2 separate regions of the Homo sapiens genome follow, and region 2 is linked to region 1. A link is an interaction called in ENCODE POLR2A ChIA-PET data of the cell type or tissue named here. Cell type or tissue: GM12878. All regions are shown on one strand.

Region 1 (8,000 bases):
GCTGCTAAGAAGAAAAGATCATCATACATTACTCTTGTAAGGTGGTATGAGTCAAAATGCTTTGGATGAAAAACATTAAATTAAAAATTGTAAAGATATGCTGTTATTTAAAACTTGGGTCTTTCACTATGAGGATTATGTTTTCTTGTAGTTATTTTTGCCCTCTAATGATTTGGTGACTTTAAAAGCTATTTCCCCTCCTTTTACTGTTAAATGTAAAAACTCTATTTAATGCAGTTTTCTCTAATGATCAATACCATGAATGAAATAGCAACTACCTACTCCTTTATTATAAGAGGATCAACTTAGAATGAGCTAATTCCTCCCTTACTCTTCACTCTATTTTCTAGTTCTTTTTGATGAAACTGGAATTATAAATCCAGATAATTATTATCTACTTATCTTTCGCATCTTATATGTCAATAATTACCTTTGACCTTGCATTCTGTAATCATATGAACAATGATTTAGAATTAGTTTTGTGTCATATTGAGGCACTTTTTTTTTTGCCTATAATTTTTACTACAAATTTTCCAACCTTGAGTTAATTTTATTCATCTCTTTAGATTACATCTTTCAGTAATTTCCTCTTTTCTCCTCCAACTTTTTTAAACTGAAAATTTGAAAGGAACTGGAGGATATTATAAAATAGGAATATATTTTTTTTTATTTTTGAGACAGGGTCTCACTCTGCTGCCCAGGCTGGAGTGCAGAGGTGCAATCATAGCTCATTGCAGCCTGACTTGGGCCCAAGTGATCCTCCCACCTCAGTCTCCTGAGTAGCTGGGACCAGAGGCGCAGGCTACCACCCCTGACTAATTAAAAAAATTTTTTTTTGCAGAGACAGGGTCTCACTATGTTGCCTAGGTTGGCTTCAAACTCCTGGGCTCAAAAGATCCTACTGCCTTGGCCCCCCAAAGTACTGGGATTACAGGCATGAGCCACTGCACCAGCTAGGAAAAAATTCTTAAGCACGATGCCTAGTAGAATATTCTATAGAGGCTAAGGGAAAAAGAATGGAAGAATATCAATGTTTGATTGGGATCCCTTCCTGGCTTCACCCTGTTTCTGGGCCTTGCTTCTCTGCCTTGAGTCCCCACCATCCATTCTCCCGAGAGGACCCCCTCCTTCAGTTCTTCACAGTGCGCCTCACCACACAATTAAAAAACCTCTCATGCCCTGGCCCCTGCAGCCATTCTTCAATTGAGGTACAACTTGCATATACTAAACCAATCTTAAGGGTCCAGACGGGTGAGTTTTTACAGTGTAGCCCATTTCCCCAGGACATTTTGGAGGTCCCACTAATTCATAGCCTCACATTTCCCAAAGCATGGTGTATGTGGTCCAGCTAATAAGCAGAGCTTGGGCACAGTAGACTCTGGTGGGTTCTGGCTTCTGAGTCAAGCGAAATAGTGCAGGGTGTACTGTGCACCCCATGGGCGAGTTCCTTCCCGGGTCCCTATCAGTGTGGGGGTGAAGATGTGCTTCCTCCATCTTCCTGGGGCCTGCTGGTCTGTGGGGAAGTCTCGGACAACACACATTCACCCTTTCCAAAAACAGATGATAATTTGCAGAGAGAAAATCTTTTAAAATCTCTTAAAACCAACTCAGAGAACTGTTTTCCTAAAGGCAACATGTTCAGGGTTTCTCTGCTCCTGGTGAAGACAGTATTTCATATTGTTACTGAAAGCCGTTGTCAGGGTCCCCTTGTCACCCTCCTGGCTCCAGATCATGCCTTGTTCATACAAGTGGTACCCACCACTGTGCCTTTCAAATTCAACATCAGTCTGCTCCAGCCATGAACATTAGATACCTGAAGAATGGGCAGGGGAATTTTCATTTCTCTTCACTTAAGTTCAGCTCAAATTGTGGGCATGGCTTCCTCCCTCCCCATCCATCTCTCTAAGTATAACAGGAATTAACAGATGCCTTCATTTCTCCCCTTGTGCAGAGCAAGATCTGGGGCACCAGGAACATTTTGCTGGGATGTACCTGGTATTGCACTCTTTTTATTAATGTTCTGAGCTACATGTTGTGAACTACGGATGGCCAGGTTCAGGGCTTTCTCTGGTCTAGCAAGATTTTCTTTTCAACTCTGACTATTTCTTCTTTCTGTGCTGGTTTTCCCTTCTGCAGTATTGCTTGTTGCAGTGACCTTTCTGTCTGCATCTTTGAGTTTTTGGCTGCCCATCATTGACCCCAGCTTGATGTCTTTTTGGGGAATTGCATTTCCCTCCTTGGGTGCATTCTGGTGGGATTGGTTATCTGGGAGTCCTGCCCTCTCCTCACTAAGGAATGTGAGTCTTCGCCCTGGAATTTGAATTTCCAGCAGAGTGATAAAAAGTCCGACTGTGGCTGGAGTTCATTTTCTTCCACGATTGTGTCTGGATGAGACTGTTGAGTAGTCCCTGCTCTCCCAACCCGGGCAAGCATTCTGCGCTGTCCCAGCCTGCATCTCTAGCCTTGCTTGGACGATGCAGTGAACTCCCTGACTCCTGCCAGTAGCTTCCCTCTGGGCTTAAGAACCGGAGCTGGTTCTCGGAAACTTAAGCAATCAAAGAAACATCACTGATGCACTTACGCATAGGCTGCCTCTTTTTGATATCTCTTCCTCCTGTTTATTGTTTTAATATCTTTTCCTCCTTTCATTGAGTTTTTCTTGCACTTCAATTTTTTTTTTTTTTTTTTTTTGGCAGCTTCCAAACTTTTGAATGTTGCTGTCATGTGTTTGTCATAATCTGGCCCCAACTTATTTCTTGTAGCTTCATCTTTAGCCTTTGCCCCTCTGTCCTGCTCAATATATTCAGCCACAATAATTGGATTTTCTTCCTCATACTGTCATTTTTCACTCTAACCTTCCTGCAAGCACACATCGGGTATTTTCTTGTCCTAAAATATTATTTCCTTGCTTTTCATTCAGGCACACTTTTACTTGTAGAAAATATTGCTCAAACACCATCTCTTCTTCAAAGCCTGTTCTTTCTTCTCTAAAAAATGAAGAAAAACTCCATTTTTACGCTCCCTTTATTGGAAACCCTTAGCACTTGGTCTTTTTTTGATCTGTCACTTGAATTGTATTTATTTTCAGCATGTCTCTCTTTTCCAATAGACTGTGAGCTTCTTGAAGACAAAGTCTGTGCTTTACTTACCTCTGTATTATATATTTAGTATCTTGCACAGTGCCTGACATTTTTTCATGTCCCCAACGAATTATTGGCTGATCGAATGTCTGAGTGAATAGATGAAGGTTGCTAACAGAACACCCTTCTCTGCAGTAGACGTGGACTCTTTGGTTGTGTGTCCTTAGCCTGCTGTTGGGCTCTGGCATATTTTGAGCATGCATAAGTTGTTTAGATATGTGACTCTCCTTTGTAGCAATTAGACAGTGACAGTGTTCATGACTATTGGACCTGGGCATCCTACTTCTGACACCAAAATTTCTGACCTTGCCAAATATAAGAAAACATTGATTCACTTCTCTATATAAGCAATATTTATTGAGTATCTGCAGTGCAAAAAGCTCAGTACTGGTCACTAGGTGAGACACACAGACAAATCTGAAACACATACGGTCCTCAAGGAAGACACAGTAGAGAAATGTGTTGTTACAAATAACCATCAGCTAGGTGAAGAGTGTTGGGAACCACAAAATATTTACACCCCACATATTTGAATAGGCCCTTAAAACATGGTCCATGATTCAATATGAGGAGATGAAAAGGAGGCAATTTTGATGTACTCACTTACAAAGAGGTAACTTTTTTCATTTTTCATATAATTAAGTGTATATTTCTGATATTATAAAGGACTTATTTGGAGACTTTTCATTTATAATTTGAGCTGATCTTGACTTTCTCATGGAGACTGTTTACCTTGGAATCCTTAAAAATGTCTTTAAGTGACTCTTTGAATAGGAAAACACTCCTACACAGTCCAGGGAGATTTGGTTTTTCTTGACATTTTCATCAAGTTTTCACAACAAAAGAGAAAATTTAATTCAAGCATTTTGAGTTTTTGTGTTCAGGTCTTTTTCCCATAGTTCCCACACAGGAGAGAAATCTGATCCACAGAGAGACAGCAGCCATGAAGAAGATCACAGACTCAGGCCACTCAGCATGGAAAGGCACCTGCGATCTCAGCCAGCCACAGTCAGCTTTGATCTGCCTTTCTAGAATCTTCTGTAGTTGGTAAAGTTGGCGAGGATTTAGTATTTACCTCTCTTCTTAAAGTTAGTGCATGAACAAAGACACACTCAATTATGGTGGTCCTTAGAGGAAATGACCCCGTACAAGAGTTGCGGCACAAGAGAAATGTGAGGCCTTCAGAAGATCCGGACAGACAGAATGACATCCTTGGCTTGGCTGGGGTTACCAGATTATCAGCAGTGGGTTGGTCAGGAGGAACTGGGATTCTTATCAGAACAACTGCATTTCCTTTAGAGGTCATTCTATGAAAGTGTGTCCAGCAAATGGTCAGGATTCTCCTTGTAGGCCGTGTGTTCAGCCATTCTCAACAAATCCATAACATTCTGAGTTAAAGAATCCCTCAAGATACAGCTAAATATACATATAATGAGTGAGTGCAATATACCTGATCTCTAGAGTTAGCACTGGGGTGGGAAAAACTGGATAAGTAGAATTCTGTTTGGAAACACTGCAGATAACAACATTGTTTTCAAATTCACAGACCTAAACTCAATGATTTACACATGGGTACGTATTTGTTTACTTATCATCCATCTGCCAGTCCTAAACTTAGGTGCATTTATGAATATTTATTGAGTACCTGTTATAAAGAGTTGTACCAAATATTTTTTTCTGGGGTGTACAGATAATTATGACAAAAAGAGCTCTGCCTTTAAGAGTTTTCCAATGTAGTTGAGAAATTAAGACATATATATGCAAAATAATAAGAGTACGAGTGGTAAGAATGGCTGAAAGTGGCAGGGGAAGGTTTCTCCATGGTGTTACAGATCCAGTGTTAAAGGAATCGTGCTAAGAGACACTCAGGGGAACAGGTCTCTGCACACCTTTGGGACGACTGCAGGACTTGGGGGGCAGGAATTGAGGTAACATTTGGAGGGGTTAGCAGAGTTTGCCTGGTCTATAGAGGAGGAGGGAAGGTATTAAGGGAGAATTCTCAGCTTGAGTGAAAGCCTAAAGATCAGAAAATGTCCAGGATAGCCTGGGGTGATGAGTGAGCCAGCTGTACAGGGTATGTAGAGGGGAAGAGGTGGGAGGTGAGAATGGAAGATACTCTGGGGCCAGACTGGAGAGGTGAAATTAGATTATCTGTGTCTTGAAGGGCACACAAGTCAAAACAAGTAGAAGTAAGTTTTTCCTTTAAACCCTATAATTTTAATTTTTCTGTTAACTTGCAAGCATAGTCTCGTATCATGAAAACACCAATAAATTGGCAATGAGAGGCCTTGGAGTTCATGGCTGTCAGCTGGTCCACAGCAAATCCCACTCTCCCTGGGCGTCAAGTAAAATGCAAGCACAGGAATGAAAAGCCACTTAGGCCCCATCCAGCCCTGAGATCTCGCCATCTCTTTGCTCCCTGTTAAATATCCTGGGTGAGGTGATCCATTGTCCCACAAGTGGGCCATTTTTGGAAAGCACAGAGTTCATAATTTGGAGAAATTGGAGTGACCGATTTCTGCTTTTATTTCTGTATTCAAAAAAGGAAGAAAGAAAAAAGAAACAAGCTGGTGAGCCCAGAGAAAACAAAAACCCATTTGATAAATATTCTCCCAGTTATTAGTAAATTCTGACAAAAGAGACATCTCAGTCCTCAAATACCAATGGGTGGTAGAGAACAGTGAGAAGCATTCTGTCCAGCAAATCATCCCTGCCTTGGAGCAGATTTTGTTGGGTGGTGGTCCGATTCCATCTGTAGCAGCCAGGAGAGCTTCACCGAGAGCTCTGAGAGCAGAGCATGGATGGCAGGTCTTAGGCAAGGCTCTGATGAGCTTCATGTTTCAATGTGCTTTCCAAGAAGGCACCGGAGAATTTGAGAATGAACACAATGAACAGTGCACACCTTTATTGAGTGGGCAACTCGTTACTTTCTCCCAAGAAACAAAACAGAATTAAAGACTTTTTTTTTCTTTTTGAGATGGGAGTCTTTCTCTGTCGTCCAGGTTGGAGTGTGGTGGCATGATCTAGGCTCACTGCAACCTCTGCCTCCCAGGTGCAAGTGATTCTCCTGCCTCAGCCTCCTGAGTAGCTGGGATTACAGGCACCCGCCACCATGCCTGGCTGATTTTTGTATTTTTAGTAGAGACGGAGTTTCACCATGTTGGTCAGGCTGGTCTCAAACTCCTGACCTCGTGATCCGCCCGCCGTAGCCTCCCAAAGTGTTGGGATTACAGTCATGAGCCTACTGCACCTTGCCAGAATTAAAGACATTTTAAGAAGAAAGGTCAATCTATCTCAAAAGGTTACTTTAAAACCTGAAAGGATGTCTACTGGAAAGACAAAATGATCAGCACCAAACAGCAATTACCTTTGCACCCACCTAGTAAATCATCTGAAGGTATTGTTAAATGGAACTTTTAAATACAAGTTTCCAGTTGGATTGGCCAGGTCATTTAAAAACATAGTATTAAGTAAAAGAATGTTTGCACGAGTCAGGCGACCATCATTTACTGAGGCCATTCCCATTTTCTGCTGAAGAATGTGCAGAGCTGGGTGGTTTCCCATTATTTCTGGGGTTTGCAGCCACTTTCTCCCTTTGTATGTGGACGGAATTAATTTCCCCACGGATAGGCTAGGTGGACTCTGTGGGATCCTGGTGACTACCACTTTTGGATTGTTTTCAAATGACAGAGTGCTCTACGGAATTAATTGAGTCATTATATAATGAGTAGAATTCAATTATCTTCATTTTTTTAAAAAAGGCTATGATTATCATTAGTAGTATTTTTTCTTGTTTTGAAGAGTTTTGTTCAACAATAATAAAAAAGCAATTAGAAATATAAAATCATGGAAACTCTCATACCATTAAGAGGCCATTAAACTTGGCAAGAATTGCTACATTCGAAATTTTGGTCTCATTCCCTAGTCTTTGGATTACATTAAAAAAAAGTGATTACATAAATTTTAATAAAATAAATGATGTTTGGCTAAATCTTATGTATTTCTTTGGGGAAAAGGCAAAACCTTGTGAATTTAAGATGAAGAAGCACACTTAATTCTTTATTACTCTTTATTATTGTTTTGAATCCAACATTTAATTATCAAAAATGGATCCAAATTTTCGGGGGGCCTGAAGCTTATACAACTTTGAAGGGCCCTCTTTAAATTATGAATATAAAGTTAGGTATGAAATTGAACATTTATTTATTAATTACTTTTATAGTGATGGGGCCTCTCTATGCTGCCCTGGCTGGGTCTCTCTATTTACAGGCACAATTATCACACTCTGCAGCTTGGAATTCCTGGGCTCAAGCATTCTCTCACCTCAGCCACGCAGGTAGATGGGATAACAGGTGCTCACCACTGCACAGGGCTGAATGTTTGTTCAGGGTGAAAAAAAATCACATCGCATCACAAACTTAGAAATTCCACAGACATTACCATAGACAACAATGTCCTTTTAGACTAATCCATAATATGCTGCTAAAATACTTTTCCCAGATATTTCCTTGATTTTTGTTGTACTTGTTAGATGGCTGAAGGATTTTCCACAGACTGGCTTCCACTTTTATTTGTTACAAACACTTCCTCCTATCACTGAACAACATGGGACTCATTCTCATAACAATGAAACTTCTGGCCCTGACCTGTGTCAGGATGGCAAGTGAGTTGGCAGGGTGGGCAGGATTATTCCTGGAAACGATTCCTACCTTAGATGGCTAGTAATACCTATCCACAGAAGTGATGCAAACTATATAAATATGTCCCTCTAGATCTAAATTAAAAGTACCTTCAACTTACCTCTTTAACCAGCATCCAAAACTGCCCCCACCTCTCTGCCTGACACTGTGGTAAGGGTAA
Region 2 (8,000 bases), 570 kb before region 1:
TTATGATTGCACCACTGCACTGTCCAACCTGGGCAGCAGAGTGAGACTCTGTCTCAAAACAACAAACAAAAAAAACACATCTGTCTATTTGCCACATAAGAGGTCATGGACTATTTCTTACTTTGGTTTCTTAATTTGAGTCTATACAGTATGATCCTAGAAATTATTCTGATGAGAAGTTATAGTTCTGTATGTACAGTCTGCAGGTAAAAATTGCCATTTGTTCACACAATGTGAATTTCTTTTGTTAAAAATGCATTTTGGGGACATTTAGTGAAATATATGTAGATAATTCTTTGAGAAGTGAATACTAACAACATTCAAACTTTTTAGAAGACGTTTACTTTAATTGGAGGGTAAACATACTTACACACACAACATCCATTTTTATTGATCTTATTTTTTATAGAACTAACTTAGCAGATATTAATGCTTTAATGTTGTAGCAGAATGTCTAGAAATGGAAACAATTGCCAGTTTCCTTTGGTTTTTGAATAGAGGAACGTATTTTATTAGAATTTCTGGAGATTTTCCTATTTTTTTCCTTCCCTTTGAGCTGTAAATTTTTTTTAATGCTCTTTCATAACCTTTTATTATAAAAAAAAATTTTAGGTTTAATTGTTCAGCTTTTATCCATGGATGGCTTTCTCCCAAACTTTGCTTTTATTTCTTTTTTTCCAATATTTTATTAGTTATTTTTAATTTGGAATAATGAGTTAGCTGGTGTTTAAAAGAACTAAATGTGTATCAAAGTTGAAGAAATAAAGTATATTCAAGTTTTCCCATATACAAGCAGTTACATTTTTAATAGTTGAAAGATATTTGGCAGAAGTTGGCCTTATTATATTGACTTACTATTATCACAAAAACTAAAAAGTGAAAGTTGGAATAGGCTGCTCCCTGGGGAGTAGGAAAAAGCATAAAATAGACAGGGATCCATTATTACAACACCAAGTAAGTGAGCTGTACCTGCAGAATCCTCACTGGAAGTACAGATCTTAGTGATAGGTGTGTTGCATAACAGTTGAGCTGGTCGAAGAAAGTCTTTTATTTCAGAAGCATATACCCGAGAGATGGCGGGAGAGAGACAGCCTTAGAATTAACAAAGAATGTTACTTGCTGCATGAGACAGTTAAGATAGGCAGTAAATGAGTGAATTTGTAAAAGCAACCGAGGAAATTAAAATGTTTGAAGCTTCCTAATTCATTAAATTTCCTCTTGAAACAAAGGTTACTTAAATCCTCCATCCTACTATACCCAACCTCTTCCTGTACCAATTAAAGACTATCACCCAAGACTTCAGTTTTTTTCCCACAAATGGCCCTTGTCTCTGCTTGTGCCTATTGTATTTTACGAGGAATCTTATTAGAGTATTAACTCATCTTTCTGGAATTCTTATACATGAAAGGTAAGTGGGTCAATCTAAACTGCACCATTATGAAAAGAAAAATATGAACTTTGTGGACTCCTTATAAGAATTCAGAATTCTCAGGAGGCTCACGAATAAGCACCAATTCAACTTCTTCATAAAGGGAATTAGAACATAATAGGCTTACACATTCGAAAGTTAATCCAGTTGCAGTTCTTAATAGTGACGTTGTTTACATTTCTCTAAGGCAACTGTTTCAAAATTTTTTAAGGCACTACTTAATGTAACTCTGGCTTTTAAACTTTGATGTTGCTATTGTTGTTATAGCATGATTTAGTCTTCCTTCTGCTATAATGCACCTCTTGGCTTTTAAGGTACAAGTACTCATAGGTGCTCTCTTATGGTCACTCTGAATTTAAACCTGAGAATTCATTGGAACAAAGGTCTGTTTGCTGCTGTTTTTAAAGTTAATGCAGTGAGATTTCATTTATGAATCTTTGGATTGCAATTTGGAACAAGAGTGGTTTTAAATATAAACATTTACATGTGTATGTATTTTAATTAGCTCATGTGTATAAATTTAGGATTAGAAGTATATAACATGGGCCGGGCGTGATGGTTCACGCCTGTAATCCCAGCACTTTGGGAGGCTGAGGTGGGCGGATCACCTGAGGTCAGGCATTCGAGACCAGCCTGGCCAACATGGTGAAACCCCATCTCTACTGAAAATACAAAATTAGCCGGGTGTGGTGGTGCACACTTGTAATCCCAGCTACTTTGGAGGCTGAGGCAGGAGAATCGCTTGAACCCAGCAGGTGGAGGTTGCAGTGAGCTGAGATCACACGATTGCACTTCAGCCTGGGCGAGAAGAGTGAAAGTCCATCTCAAAATAAATGAACAAATAAATAAATAAGAAGTGTATAACATCGCCAGGCTTGGTGGTTTGTGCCTGTAGTCCCAGCTACTCAGAAGGCTGAGGCAGAAGGATTGCTTGAGCCTAGCAGTTTAAGACCAGCTAGACCAATATCAGGATGTGGGGCAACACAGCAAGACCCCATCTCTTAAATAAATAGCTAAAATAGAAGATATGTCTAAATTCATTCAGTTAATTTCATCTTATTTTTTCTATCTTGATTTATGTTTATTGAAAGCACATGTTATGCTATCCTTGACTATTTTGAAACCTAAACAGTTTTCTCCTCAAATCTCTGAATACAGACAGGCCCACGTAAAACCTATTTCCAGGATCCTGAGGCACTGGGAAATTTTGTTTATTGTCAGATGAGAGAGAACATTTTCAATGGGAAGGTCCTCTGTCATTTGATAACAACAAAATCAAGAGCACCTTTGGCATAAAAATGAAAATGAGGCTGACGTGCCTGACTTAATCAGTAGAAATGTTTTCTCACTAGAGCCAGTGTGTGAGGGGTGTGTGTGTGTGTTTGTTTAGCTTTTGTTTTCCATATCTAATTATATAATGACTTCCCCAGAAAATAAAATGAGAAACAGATTCTTGATGTGTCAGCTGTTCATATTGTGAAAACAAAGTTTTTTGATCAGAACTGTGGGGAAACATTACTGAAAAGAAAAAAGGAAACGAGTAAAGCAAAAAGAAAGAGAAAAAAGGAAGTAAAGGTCTTTGTTATCTACCTATTTAGGGGTTCTTACCCTGAGGCAGCTACTCTCACCTCAGATTGACTTGATCGTTATTTAAAAGCTTGATAATTTGGTGTTGAAAAACTAGGTTCTATGATTGGAATTTGAAACCATACCTCATTTAACTCTCCTAGATTCACAGGGGGCTTAAGTTTTTTATAATATCATCTGTCATGAGGAAATGATAGCCATTCATTCATTCATTCATTCATTCATTCATTCTATTTTTTGAGTGGCTGCTCTGTTCTAGGCTTTGTACTTCTTTTTTTTTTTTTTTTGAGACGGAGTTTTGCTCTTGTCCAGGCTGGTGTGCAATGGTGCAATCTCTGCTCACCGCAACCCCCGCCTCCCAGATTCAAGCGATTCTCCTCCCTCAGCCTCCCGAGGAGCTGGGATTGCAGGCATGCACCACCACGCCTGGCTAATTTCTTGTATTTTTAGTAGGGACGGGGTTTCTCCTTGTTGGTCAGGCTGGTCTTGAACTCCTGACCTCAGGTGATCCACCAACCTCGGCCTCCCAAAGTGCTGGGATTACAGATGTGAGCCACCGCGCCCGGCCTAGGCTTTGTACTTCTAATACACTGTGGTTACCTGACCTTGGGCTGCTCTTTCTAAAGCACTATTTCTGTGACATCAAACTAATTATCAACTGAAAAATACACATTCAAATATATGAAAACATACACAATTTACTCATGTCTAGCCACAAGGGGCCAAGAAAGCAGTGTCTTTTGACATTTTCATACTTGTAAGAAGTTAGTTAGATCTCTCTCAAACCCTTTTACTATGAGGGCTGAATCCTGAGACCCATGAAATCTTTGGAAAGCCATGGTTTAAAAATACCCTGTTTTTAAAGTGTGTACAGAAAATAACTGCTCTAGGTGAGCCAGATAAAGTGCTGTTACATCAGGGTGTCTCAACCTCAGTTCTATTGACATTCTGTAACTGACTCTTCAGTTTCTGCCACACTGGCCTGTCAGTGAAATAAAACACAGAGAACGCAGCATGTGGAAGTCTTTTTAAAAATGTTAATCTATCTTCCTGTGTAGACACTGGCACCTTAGGTGAAAGAAGTGAAAATTTGTTGTTGTTACTCTTTCCATAATTCTCATAGGTTTGTCCTATCAGGTTATCGCCTAAGTGCTTTTTTGCCTAGATGCCTTTAAAAACGTTTGGAAATGACTTGAAAATATTCAGAGTGTATTTTAAACACTACTGTTACGCTACTGTAAGGTATTTACATTGATGTATAGATGTCATGTTATTCTGGTGATGTGTTTTTAAAATCTTCATTGTAAAGCCTAGTTAGCTAGTTTATATGTGATTTTTTAAAAAGCATAGCCTCTGGTACCATTTAATATCTACTGTTTGAAGCATGCAGTTGGAATCTTTATGTTAAAATATACAGACCTTTCAGATATTTTAAATAATACTTGTCTATTAGAGTGAAATTTTGAAACAAAACGTTTGATCAGTTATTCTTTGGAAGCTTCAAGTCAATTAATATGTTAACTTTTAAACATGACTGGCAGATCTCAGTATTTAAAGGAAATCTACTTCCTATTTGTTGCCATTAGCTGTAGTTACTTGAGATACTTGGTAGAGGTAAATATTGTAGCACAAATCCTTTTAGTAACAGTTACTTTTTAAGGACCTTTGCAACTTGACAATTTATATTTCAGGATTCTCCTGACATAGACAAAATGGCAAAGGTTACAGTTTTCTAGACTTTAGCTTTATAACCAAAATATGTTTTTATATATATTTATATATAAATATATAATATATGTAAATTATATAGTTATATATAACATATGACATATATAATTATAATAAATATATATTAAAAATTTTGGTCATATATACAACATATATAACTATATATAATTATATATAGTTATAATTATATATAGTTATATATAATATATAACAAATTATATATAACATAATTATGTTATATATAATTGTACATAACATATATACATATATAGGTATATATACGTATATATGTTATATATAATTATATATTATATATAAAATATAAATAATTATAAAAATATAATAATTATTAAAATATATGTTATATATAAATACAATATAAATTATATATATAAATATATAATTTATATATTATATGTGATATATATTATATATTATATATAATATAATATATAATATATATCACATATAATATATATTATATATAATTAATATATATAATTAATATAATAATATATATAATATATAATATATATGATATATATTATATAAATATATAAATATATTAATATATTAATATATAATATATATAATATATATTATATATTAATATTAATATATAAATATATTAATATATAATATATATTATATATTTATATATATAAAATATATAATTATATATAACATATATAATTATATGTATGTTGGTTTTTTTTTTTAGATGGAGTCTCTGTTGCCCAGGCTGGAGTGCAGTGCCGCAATCTCAGCTCACTGCAACCTCCAACTCCCGGGTTCAAGTGATTCTCCTGTCTCAGCCTCCCGAGTAACTGGGACTACAGACACCTGCCACCACACCTGGCTAATTTTTGTATTTTTAGTAGAGGCGGGGTTTCACCATATTGATCAGGCTGGTCTCAAACTCCTGACCTCAGGTGATCTGCCTACCTTGGCCTCCCAAAGTCCTAAGTTTACAGGCGTGAGCCACTGCACCTTGCCTATATATTTCTTAAAAACTACTTTCTTTTGATGACAAATCAGAAAAGTAGTTAGCTGAATGAAGGTAGAAATTCATTTTAATTGCAATATTAAATGGGAATTTTTCTTTTCTTTTCTTTTCTTTTTTTAGAGACAGGGTTTTCCTGTGTTGCCCAGGCTGGCCTTGAACTCCTGGGCTCAAGTGATCCTCCTGCCTTGGCCTCCCAAAGTGCTGGGATCACAGGCATGAGCCACCACACCTGGCCTTAAATGGGAATTTTAAATGGTAGAAGAATGGTGTTTATAAGGAAAAACATCTGAGAGAATGGAGAAAACCAGGAAGCTGGACTCTCCCTGTCTCCTTCTCCACTCTTCCTCTTGAGTGATGTAGTCAGCTGGATGCTAAGGAGGAGGAACACTCCATGGGCTCTATGAATCTCAAACATTTCTGAATATAAAATATTTTCAAGTGTTTATAAGCTTTTCCTAGAGTATCGTCCCATGACGAAGCTGATCTTCCTTCTCAATTCAGCATAGAAAATAAGGGTAACCTGAGAAAGAAGCAATGGTAATAAATAGACCCAGAGTATATTCTTCCAATAGGGGATTATTAAAAATAAATCTTGAAATTCTCTAATATTTCTTTTCTTTTTCTGTTAAGTTGCTATAGCCCAAGGTGGAACAATCCAGATTTCTAACCCAGGATCTGATGGTGTTCAGGGACTGCAGGCATTAACAATGACAAATTCAGGAGCTCCTCCACCAGGTGCTACAATTGTACAGTACGCAGCACAATCAGCTGATGGCACACAGCAGTTCTTTGTCCCAGGCAGCCAGGTTGTTGTTCAAGGTATATTTTATTAATCTAATACATTTAGAATACCTATGGATTACTATATCACACCATTGAGTGGTGATTTTATAGTTTTTTGAAATAGATCGAAGGTAGATGGTGGGGGGTTGGGAGGCACTTAAAAAGGCTTACAGAAGAAATATTTTAATACATTAAACAGCAAATTAAGTTTTATCATTTTTCGCCTTTTAGCAGGTTTTACTGGCTCTGGAGAAAGGCCAAATTCAGAGTAGCATGATAGAAAAAGAGAGATAGAAACATGAATGAATTTTTTTTTTTTTTTTTTGAGATGGAGTCTCGCTCTGGCGCCCAGGCTGGAGTACAATGGCGTGATCTCGGCTCACTGCAACCTGTCTCCTGGGTTCAAGTGATTCTTCTGCCTCAGCTTCCCGGGGAGCTGGGATTACAGGCATGAGCCACCACGCCTGGCTAATTTTTGTATTTTTAGTAGAGACGGGGTTTCACCATGTTGGGCAGGCTGGTCTCAAACTCCTGACCTCAGATGGAGTCGTCCTGACCTCAGGTGGAGGCCTCAGCCTCCTAAAGTGCTGGGATTACAGACGTGAGCCACCGCACCCGGCCACATGAATGAATTTTTAAATTAATTAGATATCCTTCATTTGGGGGTTGCAAATGTTGTACCTAATAGATTTCTATTACCTAATCTATGACAATTTAAGTATTCAGGCTATGATGCCCCAAATTTGTTTTTTTCCCTAGCTGTTACTTTCAAGTCTAATTTCTAGGCAACTCATTTCAAAACAAATGCTGACTTTGGGTTTTTTGTTTTTTTTTGTTTGTTTGTTTTTTTGACTGACTGTTCTTAGTTGTTTGAATTCTGAAGTATCCATTCTAGCTCTTATGGAAGCTGTCAGTAATGAAATAAAAGTTGAGATGTAGCCCTAAGCTTTTAGGGTTACCTGAGATTTCAACTGGATTTGCGTTATACATTATTTTAATTCAGTTGTGCCTATGATAACTGTAATAGATGTATTTAATACAGCTTTCAAAACTCCTGTGTTTTAATTGAATTCTATTCCTCTTGGTCCATTCGCTTAGGATTTAGGATATAGCACTATTTTTTAAAAATTTGCTTGCTTGTTTGTTTGTTTGTTTATTTATTTATTTATTTATTTATTTTTGAGACAGAGTCTCGCTCTGTTGCCCAGGCTGGAGTGCAGTGGCGCGATCTCGGCTCACTGCGACCTCCGCCTCCCAGGTTCAAGCAATTCTTCTGCCTCAGCCTCCCGAGTAGCTGGGACTACAGGTGCATAACGCCATGCCCGGCTAATTTATTGTATTTTAGTAGAGACGGGGTTTCACCGTATTGCCCAGGCTGGTCGTGAACTCCTGAGCTCAGGCAGTCCACCCACCTTGGCCTCCCAAAGTGCTGGGATTACAGGCAGCACTAACGTTAAGGAAAGTAAA

Evidence for each region. ChIA-PET counts read pairs that join two places held together with the same protein. Peaks named below come from ENCODE experiments on the same cell type or tissue, not always from the same donor. Only the 100,000 strongest peaks of a DNase experiment are listed, where the experiment ranks them.
Region 2: POLR2A ChIA-PET joins it to region 1 with 5 read pairs; 2 of 35 experiments call an interaction of 5 or more read pairs at or near these places.

What each region holds. Positions count from the first base shown.
Region 1 is chr10:35,755,811-35,763,810 of GRCh38, forward strand. No RefSeq gene overlaps it. Among named protein-coding and RNA genes, the nearest start is that of PCAT5, 18 kb to the right of the region's middle. In GM12878, no CTCF peak of the experiment used is centred here; no DNase peak of the experiment used is centred here.
Region 2 is chr10:35,181,820-35,189,819 of GRCh38, forward strand. It overlaps CREM (cAMP responsive element modulator), which reads left to right. Exons shown (of 8, transcript NM_183011.2): 6 at 6,381-6,569. Among named protein-coding and RNA genes, the nearest start is that of LINC02634, 59 kb to the right of the region's middle. In GM12878, no CTCF peak of the experiment used is centred here; no DNase peak of the experiment used is centred here; H3K27ac peaks cover 2,061 bases.